Regions from separate parts of the Homo sapiens genome. Here region 2 is linked to region 1. Evidence: chromatin loops called from intact Hi-C (ENCODE). Cell type or tissue: heart right ventricle. All regions are shown on one strand. Region 1 overlaps LOC107986023 (a long non-coding RNA gene). Region 2 overlaps LOC107986023 (a long non-coding RNA gene).

Region 1 (5,000 bases):
ATGTTCACTTATGGTCCAAGCACTATTCAGTCAGTTTGTGGTAAATGCTGCCAGGCCTAGGACTCACCCTTAAGGGAAATGTGCTCTCCAGTGGTCCAGGGTGGGTCCAGAAATGCCATCCAAGAGCCAAGGCCTATAATTGGGAACCCCAAGAGACTACTTGGTACTCTACCTGACTGTGGCCGAGCTGGTACCTAATGTGCAAAACTAAGCCCCCTTTAGTTTTCTTTCTGTTTTTCTCAAGCAGGAAGAGTCTCTCACCGTAGCCACTACAGTTGGGAATGTGCTGGGTCTCACCTGAATCCAGCTCATCTCAGAGTCTTACTCAAGGCCCCTGGTATACTACCTGGGTATCACTGTTGGTTATTTAGGGCTGAAGGGCTGCTTAGCTAGAAGGTGATGGATCCTGCCAGGACTGGGCCCTTCCCTTCAAGGCAGTGGGTTCCCTTCTTGCCCAGGGTGTGTCTCAACATGTTGTCTGGGAGCTAGGGCCTGGAATGGGGGCCTTATGACTCTTACCAGTGCCCTATCCTACTGTGGCTGAGCTGGCCCAATATGCACGACAAAGTCCTCTTTACTCTCCCCTCTTTTCTCCTCAAGCAGAAGGAAGGAGTCTCTTTTGGAACGTGAGCAGTGCTGCCTGAGTTTATGGGAGGAATAGCACAAGCACTCTCTTAGCCACTTCGGCTGGCTTCTTAGTAGGTGGTGTACCCCTCAAGTCCACTGGTTACGAAACCAGCTCAGCACTATTACTCTCCTAAGGGTTGCAGTCCTTGTGGCCTAGACTGTCTTTCAAGTTTATTAGGGCCCCAGAGCACTTTAGCCCGTGGTGATGAGGCTTGCTGAAACTCAAGTTCTGACCACGGGAATGGGTAATTTCCCTCTGGCTAGGGCTCATCTAGATGCTCCCTCCTTCAGCACACACTGGCTGACTTCAGCTGGGTTTTGCTTTCTGCTGTGATAGGACAGCACTGGGTTGAATGCAAAGTCTCACAGTCGCTGCTCTTTCTCTCTTGCAAGTGCACAGATTCTTTCTCTGTACCATGCAGCCACTGCCAGGGGGATGGGGGAGGAGTGGCATCGGCGATTCAAGACTGTCTTTACTACCCTCTTCAATGCCTCTTTCAGTGATATGAAGTTCAAACGTGGTACCGTGAGTGCTCGCCTGATTTTTGGTTCTTAGGAAGGTGCTTTTTGGGTGTAGATAGTTGTTAAGTTTGGTGTTCCTGTTGTGGGGGACAATCAGTGTGGAGCCTTCTATTCAGCCATCTTCCATTAGAGCTCATTTGTGATGGGCAGGTGGGTTAGGGGGACAGCTCCTCAGCTTCCTGGTCTGATGATATTTCCTAGTGGTTATCAAAAGCCTGATGTTCCAAGAATCTATCCTTGGTTTAGACACGGATTTGGGTAACTGCCACCCTTAGTTTCATAAGAATGTGTTGTCATTTACATCTGAGGTTAGAATTCAAGTAGGTACAGGAAATTCCTAACCAATTTCCTCTCTTAACTGGCCAGGTGAGGTCAAATAAATAGGGAGATGAAAAAAGTGAACAATAAGTTTATATAGTCAGAGGAAGTAGTAGTTATAGTGGAGATGTTGGTGATGATGGTGATATCGGTCATCTGGGTAACACTGATGCAGCCATGATGTAGGAATAGTAGGTGTAATCTTGACAAATGCCTGTGATGACAGTTATTGCCTGGGGCTGGCTTTTAGTTGATCTTTTTCACATGATAGGTGGGTGAGTCAGCTACTTTTAAAAGGCTAAGAACAGAGGGGACATGTATAAATCAAAATTTTATAAATTAAATATTTCCACTTTGATTCATACTATAATTTCAGAGACATTCAATCTTTATTTCTGAATGACCTTTCATTGTCAGTGATGGAGTATTTTAGCCTTAAGTTACAATGCCCTGTTGCCTCTGTAACATGTAGTTATTTTGTAAAGAAATTCCTAAATGATTACAGGAACTCATATTTAAACAATCATTTTGTAAAGAGTAATTGTCATATTTGACATATTTCTATTTTTCATCAGATGAAATTTTCTTACACTGAGAGTTCTAAGAGAAATATACTATACTATCCCAAGGCTACATAACTTGTGAGGAATAATATTTAAAAGGATTCAGAGATAACTTATTTGTATATTCCATTTTTTTTCCTTTGGGTGTTGACAGTTTATTCATTTAGGAAATGAAAAGAAATAGCAAAAATGTGATAATGATATTCTAGACATTAAAATGAGAAAAATAACATTTTGTAGCTACATGAAAATTTTTCTCTCTGGAGTTTAAAATGCTGAAGAGAATAATAGAATTATTCTCTCATCGATGAGAATAATTTCATTTACAGTCAATAAAAATATATATTCCATCACAAGCTCTCCATTGTAAATGTAAATAAGATATACTATGCAATAAATCTCTAAACAACCTACTCCAATAATTAAAATTATTTTATTTTCCTTTTTAGTATTTTTTGTCATCATCATCCTGTGATTTTTTTTGCTGAGCAATATTATATGCCTGGTTCCATGCTGGACTTTTATATATATATGATCCCTGTTAATGCTCACAACAGTCCTATGTGGTATCTGTAATTGCCTCTGGCTTTACAGATAAAGAAACTGAGACTCAAGAGATTTTAAACAACTCATCCAAGGACAGTGGTGCACAGAGGAATGACCCCAGGTCTAAGATCATGTTCTCAAATACTGCACGATATTTGACCACAAACATATGTGATTTTCAAGGAGCATCTGAAGTCATGTAAAAAAATTCCTGTAGCTGTTTTATTTATAGTAATATTATATCACAAACACTTTCCGTGTTTGCCACATAACTTCTTAATCAGACGTCCTGTGCACATTTGCTCTGAGCCTCCACTGGGGTGCACTGCCCTCTAGTGGAATTCTATTCTTCAGAAACTTTTTGCCCTCTTTCTGCCCCTAGGATAAAAAGTTGTTTTCTTGTTGCATAACTATTTATTGTTACTGCTTTATTTTAAACATGATAAAATGTTACAAGGTCTTTTATCTTGTATTCTTTAATGTAGAGAGATATGATTATTCCTATTTTGGCGGGTATGTGGAAAATAAATTGAACCCCAGAGAAATTCAGAAATGTACTTCAAGAAAGAATTCATTGTTCCTCGCGTTGAAATAAACATGGCGCCACTATTTCCTGAAGTTAACAGGATATTTAAAGCATCTCTCCTAAAATTACATTTAAAGGCTTGAGGATATGTCAAATTGTGATAGTACCAGCACTGAAAGACAAAGTAGACTCTCCTGGGATCCATAAATAACTTGGAAATATATTTAAAACACAAGAAATTCAAATAGACCAGAATTTGTTTCTGTCTGAGCTCAGGTTAATTCCTCATTTTTAAATATGTTTCTTTTTCTTTTCTTTGTTTCTTTTTTCTTTCTTTTTTTTTTTTTTTTTTGAGACACAGTCTCACTCTGTTGCCCAGGCTGGAGTACCGTGGTGTGATCTTGGCTCACTGCAACCTCTGCCTCCCAGGTTCAAAGGATTCGCCTGCCTCAGCTCCCAAGTAGTTGGGACTACAGGTGGGGGCCACCACGCCTGGCTAACTTTGTATTTTTTTATAGTAGAGATGGGGTTTCACCATGTTGCTCTGGCTGGTGTCAAACTCCTGGCCTCAAGTGATCCGCCCACCTCAGCCTCCCAAAGTGCTGGAATTACAGGCGTGAGCCACCCACGCATGGCCTAGTTTTTAATATGTTTCTAATGAATCTTTTTCACTTTGATATTGTTAAAAATCCTCACAGTATTAAAATGCATAATTGGATAGCTTTGTTTTAATTAGGAAGGACTTTGGTTAATATCGCATTGTTTTAGAGAAAGCAACAGGGATAATGTTTTTTGTTTTGCTTTGTTTTTAGTGAATTAGGCCATTATTTCTGCTACTGTTCATCAGAAAAGAAGCCCTGGGCAAAATTGCTGATGCTATCACATGGAAAAGGGCTGACATGAGTTGTAATTGCTTTGTGTGCACCCAGTGGAACATGCTGTGGAGGGGAGGGGAAAACCCTTCAGCTTCATCTTTACTAGAAAGCCAGCTCTTCAAAATTAGATGTCTTCTTGTGCTTAGTGAATGACCAATATGAAAAAGGAGAAGCAGCAAAGACAGGGTTATATAGCATGTATAACATTTAATAAAAGAGAGAATCATCCAAGACTTCCTAAGGAAATTATATTGATATCTCTGTGCTCTACATTAAAATTGTTTATTTTCTTTGAGCTTAGGTTTCAGGACAGGTAAGAGGATGGTCAAAACTAACATAAAGCAATTTTTAAGACAAATACTCTTCCAAGTAGTACACAAATAAGTTACCCACACAAGGGTAAAAAAAGACGATGGCAAAATGCCTTCAAAGTGTGGAAATGTAGGATAGGTAAAAATCATGGATTATGTATATTGATAAACTCTTTTGTTCACCGAGAATTGACATTCAGCATATTATATACGAAATGAAAATTTGCCTAGGAAATGATCTTTGCTATTTGTAGACCATGCCATATATAAATACCACATTGCAAATAAAATCTTATAGTTAGAAGACTTGTAGGAAGTTGATGTTTTCTATAGGTTCCTCCCCTTACGGTTTAATTATTCTAAATACTTGTAGAGTGTTAATATTATAAGGCAGGATTTCTCAACCTCTATTATGTTACCGATAATTCTGGTTCCTCCCCCTACAGTTTAAGTATTCTAAATACTTGTAGAGTCTTAAAATTATAAGACAGGATTTCTCAGCCTCTGTTACCGATAATTCTCTCTCTGTATGTGTGTGTGTGTGTGTGTGTGTGGGTGTGTGCGTGTGTGTGTGGGTGTGGGTGTGTGTGGGTGTGGGTGTGGGTGTGTGTGGGTGTGGGTGTGTGTGGGTGTGGGTGTGTGTGGGTGTGGGTGTGTGTGTGTTGCTTTTCTATGAATTGTAGAATGTTTAGCACCATCCCTGGCCCCTAAG
Region 2 (5,000 bases), 77 kb before region 1:
GGGGTCACTTATGACAGAATTCATGCTCTACCTTTCCTTCTGAAAGCACAGCCAGCTCCATGTGACCATCAAGCTATACTTAAGACAACCATTCCTTGGAAGCATAATTCCTTATCAGAGCCAGAAAAAGACAGTGTCCCACTAAGAGGAGTATGCCAATTATTAAGTTATTGTTTCTCAACTCCAGACTCAAAATTCTGTTCTCTACTTAGCAACGCTGGGATTCTACACACTTTTTTTCTGCTTTGCCAGCTGTTCCCCATTAGCCTTTGCCAATGGAAAGAAACAGAAAGTGAAGGAATAAGAGGGGACTTATTCCTTTTTTAGTTTTGCTTCCTGTTCTTGACAATCACTCAAGCAACACTTTTTTCACCTCAGGGACTGGACTTCAGCAGCAGTAGTTCACTTTTTTAGGAGAAGCTGAATCCAGCTTGCAGTTTTTCTACCACTCCCAACCAGTCTTCTCTCCTCAAAGATCTGGGTTCCAGCCCCCAGGAGTCTCCTCCTCTCCTCTGAGTTCAGACACAGGAGTGCTAGCTGGCCAGTGCCTCCTTCCTCAGAGGTTTGGGTCTTAGACTTCCCCATTTTGCACTAGGAATACTTAGTAGGCCCAGATTTCTTGCATTTACATGCATAGAATTGAAATTCAGGCCATTTTATTTGGATATATTACAGGTAAAGATGTCATAAGAAGGCTTAAGGACTTGGGAACATTCCGTTTATGTGTTAATGACTCCCAAACCTGTATCTGAATACCAGATATCTTTCCCAATATAAGAATCTATATGTACCTCAAATTCAGCATGTACAAAATTAAATCATTATCTTCTCTCTTAGATCAATGAATTTTGATATTATTGGTCAGTTCCTAGCAAGTGCTATTTTTCACCTTCTCATACAGTCTTCAATTGCTGTCAGTTTTAATTCTTAAATGTTTCCTACATTCCATTGTTACTTCACAATCCCAGTTCAGGTTCACTAAACTTCTATGGTACTCCTTAAAACCCTCCTAACTTGTCTCTTTGCTTTCCAGCTGTTTCTAATGTAACCTAATATTTCTAGAGTGTGTGTGGTTCTAAAAAAGATATAAAAAGATAATACACATTTATAATTTCCGGAACACTGTTCCAGATCTGTCCAGTAACTCTGAAATACTCCAAATCATTTAAGATTTTGCTCTTCATTATTGGTTTTGAGCAGTTTGATTATGTGTCTTGGTGTCTTCTATGTTATGCTTCTTGTGCTTGTTTTCATTGAACAATACATTCATTTCTTGTTTATTAAAAACAATAAATCTGTGGGTTTATTGTTTTAATCAAGTAAAAAAAATTTTGGCCATTATTTACTCAAACATTTCTTCTGCTCCCTCTTTAGGAGTCCTCAATAACATGTGTCTTAGGCCACTTAAAGTTGTCCCACAGCTCATTAGTTTTTTTCTTTCTTTTTTTTTTTTTTTTTTTTTTTTTTTTTGAGATAGAGCCACTCTCTGTCACCCAGGCTGGAGTGCAGTGGCATGATCTCGGCTCACTGCAACCTCTGCCTTCCAGGTTCAAGTGATTCTCCTGCCTCAGCCTCCTGAGTAGCTGGGATTACAGATATGTACCACCACTCCCGGCTAGTTTTTGTATTTTTAACAGAGATGGGGGTTTTGCCGTGTTGGCCAGGCTGGTCTTGATCTCCTGACCTCAAGTGATCCAACTGCCTCAGCCTCCCAAAGTGCTGGGATTACAGGTGTGAGCCACCAAGCCCGGCAATTTCTGTATTCTTTTTCCCCATGTTTCACTTTGTATGCCTTCTATTGTTCATGTCTTCAATTCATGTACTATGTCTAATCTGCTATTAATTTTATCCAGTGTACTTTTCATCTCAGTCATTTTAGTTTTTACTCGAGTCTTTTCTTATATTTTCGTATTTCTATTTAACATTTTGAACATATGAAATACAGTTATAATAACTATTGTAATGTCCTCATCTTCTGATTCTAACATCTGTGTTGGTTCTGGGTTAGTTTCAATTGACTATTTTCCTCATTATGGGTCATATTTTTCTGCTTCTTTGTAATTTTTGTTTGAATGTCAGACATTATAAATTTTACCTTTTGAGTGTGGAATATTTTTGTGTTGTTATAAATATTCTTAAGTTTTATTCTGAAATGTTGGTTAAGTTACTTAGATATAGTTTGATCTTTTTGGGTATGACTTGTATGATTTGTTAGGTGTACACATCTATGATTTATGATTTCTTAGCTGTATTCAGTCAGAGCTAATTATTTCCTCTTAGTAAAATAAAACCTTCCTGAGTTTTCTACCCAATGCATCGGGAATTTTGAGTTTTTCCCCAACTGGCTTAAGAACAGGTACTATTCCTGACATCATGTTAACTAGGTACTGTTGTTCTCTACTTCTTTTGGATGTTTCTTCCCCAGCCTTAGGTAGTTTGCAGATCATATATACACAGACCACTACCCAGCTAAATGCTCAAGGGGACCTTGAGTATATTTCTAAGGTCTCTCTGGGGTCTATGCTCTGTCACAGAGCAGTTCTCAGGATCAAGAGTTTTTATATATGTAAAGGCCTCTAACTTGTTGCCCAACATATAATTGGGGCTCAATAAATACTTTAAAAATCAAATTTAGATCTCCAGATACAATAAACTTTAGTGGACTTTTCTCATTCTTTTTTGTTTTTTATTTTTTTTGAGACAGTCTGGCTTTGTCACCCAGGCTGGAGTGCAGTGCCGCAATCTCGGCTCACCGCAAGCTCCGCCTCCCAGGTTCACACCATTCTTCTGCCTCAGCCTCCCGAGTAGCTGGGACTACAGGTGCCCGCCACCACACCCGGCTAATTTTTTGTATTTTTAGTAGAGACGGGGTTTCACTGTGTTAGCCAGGATGGTCTCGATCTCCTGACCTCATGATCCACCCACCGCAGCCTCCCAAAGTGCTGGGATTACAGGCGTGAGCCACCGCGCCCAGCCGTCTCATTCTTTTGACTACCCAGCATCTATAATTTCTTCTAATCAGGCAGAGCTTGTCTGCCATCATAGAAACTGCAAAGAAGCAAGTCAGAGAAGAAGCAGAGACCACACTGAGTTTATTCTAGGGACAGGAAGCAGCAGGGCAGTGAGAGCAGGTCCATCCACTCTTTAGAGGCAGCATTCTCGGTGGTCATAGTAATAATGGCCCAGCAGTGCAGAAGTGCGATTTTCATTAAATCTGTTCTGTGGTGAGATTTGGGGCACTTTTCTAGCTGTGTTGCCTGGCAATCTGGTTGTTCTTCCAAAGATTCTGCATGCCATCCAGTATCCTTTAACATTTTGCATTGTTAAAGTATAGCATATATACAGAAAAACACGCACATAAATTTTTTTTTACAAAATGAATTTTTACAGACAGTGCATTTTTATAACCAGTGCTCAGATAAAGAAACAGAATATTACCAACATCCTAAAAGCTTCCTCATTCCCCCTCTAGTCACTACCATCTGCCATCCAAGGATAACCAAAATCCTGACTCCTAGCATCATAGATTAATTCTACTTGTCTTGTTTTTCTTTATACAAATAGTATCATACCACATTTGTTGTGTATGTCCAACATTATGATTGTGAAATTTATCCATGTTGTTTGGTTTAGTTGTATCTCATTCACTCTTACTAGTATAGCAAAGTATTCCATTCTATAAATATACTATAATATTTATGCATTTGTGTTGGGGGTTCTCAAGACCACCCTCAGGCTCAATGATTTGTTGGGAAGACTCACAGAACTCAGAAAAGCTGTTATACTCATGCTTAAGATTTATTTCAATAAAAGGATGCAGATTAAAATCAGCAAAGGGAATAGGTGCACAGGGTTGAGTCCAGGAGAAACCAGGCACAAGTTTCTAGCTATCATCTCCTGGTTGAGTCACGCAGATAGCGCTCAATTTTTTCAGCAATGGTATGTGGCAACACATGCAAAGTGTTGCCAACTAGGGAAGCTACTTAAGCCTTGGCATCCAGGATATTTATTGGAGACTGAACTACTCAGTCTCCAGCCCCCATAGGGTCAAATGGATACAGTGAGGCCTAAAGCCTCAGGCATACAAAAATAGGCATTTTGTTAGTGCTAACTAGCTGGCATAGCCCAAGCCATTAGGCATAAAAAGATACTCTTTTCGGGCACGATAGTCCAAGGGCTCAGACACCTTTTCCCAGGAATCAGGCTAAGGGCCATTGCTGAAGAACTTGGGAATATACAGGGTTTGAGTAGCCCAGGCCTACAGGGTTAACCCTTTATACATATCATTATACTGCTGATGAGCATCTAGGCAGTTTACATTTTTATTAATATGAATAGTGCTGCTGTGAACATTGTTGTACACATTTTTGTTAAAGATTTGTATGCATTTCTATTGGGTGGTTAACTAGAAGTGAAAATGGTAGATTATAGAATATAGCATTTGCTCAGCTTTTATATATACTGCCAAAGAGTTTTCCAAAGTGACTGTGCCAGTTTACACTCCCAGCATCAGTGTAACATATGGTTCCAATATCTTTTTTAAAAGCAGTTTTATTGGGATATAATGGACATACAATACATTCTATATTAAATTATCCAATTTGATAAATTGTGACATACATTATATTTACATCTGTAAAACCACCACCACAAGCAAGATAATAAAAGTATCATTCAAGATAATAAAAGTATCATTCAACTCCAAAAGTTTCCTTATATTTCCAGTATCCTCTCAATTGATTCATTTTTCTATTAAAAATCAGCCAGTCAGTTTCTGTTGCTTAAAACTGAGACTTCCTAGATGATATAATCCTATCTTGCATTTGTCTTGCATTTGTGCCCAGCTTGGTCCTCTGCACTTCTTTTCATTTCAATTCTTGCTGAGCAGCTTTGATGTATGCCAAGGACATAGATTCTGATTTTTGCCTGTGTGAGTCAGTTTGGTCAGATTCCAGGTCATCTGATTCTGGCTTTGTCCTCAAGACTCCTGGTGATTCCAC

What was found. A loop is a pair of places that touch in the nucleus more often than their neighbours do. Peaks named below come from ENCODE experiments on the same cell type or tissue, not always from the same donor. Only the 100,000 strongest peaks of a DNase experiment are listed, where the experiment ranks them.
Region 2: a loop joins it to region 1, with 4 times the contacts of the local background. A loop is called at or near these places in 4 of 110 quality-filtered maps.

The regions. Positions count from the first base shown.
Region 1 is chr3:130,757,823-130,762,822 of GRCh38, reverse strand. All of the region lies in intron 2 of LOC107986023 (a long non-coding RNA gene), which reads left to right. Among named protein-coding and RNA genes, the nearest start is that of PIK3R4, 13 kb to the right of the region's middle. In heart right ventricle, CTCF peaks have their summits at 2,707 and 2,910 (motif pointing left); a DNase peak (open chromatin) is centred at 2,901; H3K27ac peaks cover 769 bases.
Region 2 is chr3:130,834,648-130,839,647 of GRCh38, reverse strand. The region is part of intron 2 of LOC107986023 (a long non-coding RNA gene); the gene reads left to right. It overlaps LOC105374107 (a long non-coding RNA gene), which reads right to left. Exons shown (of 5, transcript XR_001740494.2): 5 at 3,076-3,305. Among named protein-coding and RNA genes, the nearest start is that of ATP2C1, 57 kb to the left of the region's middle. RefSeq lists enhancers at 1-57, 58-823. In heart right ventricle, no CTCF peak of the experiment used is centred here; no DNase peak of the experiment used is centred here; H3K27ac peaks cover 2,463 bases.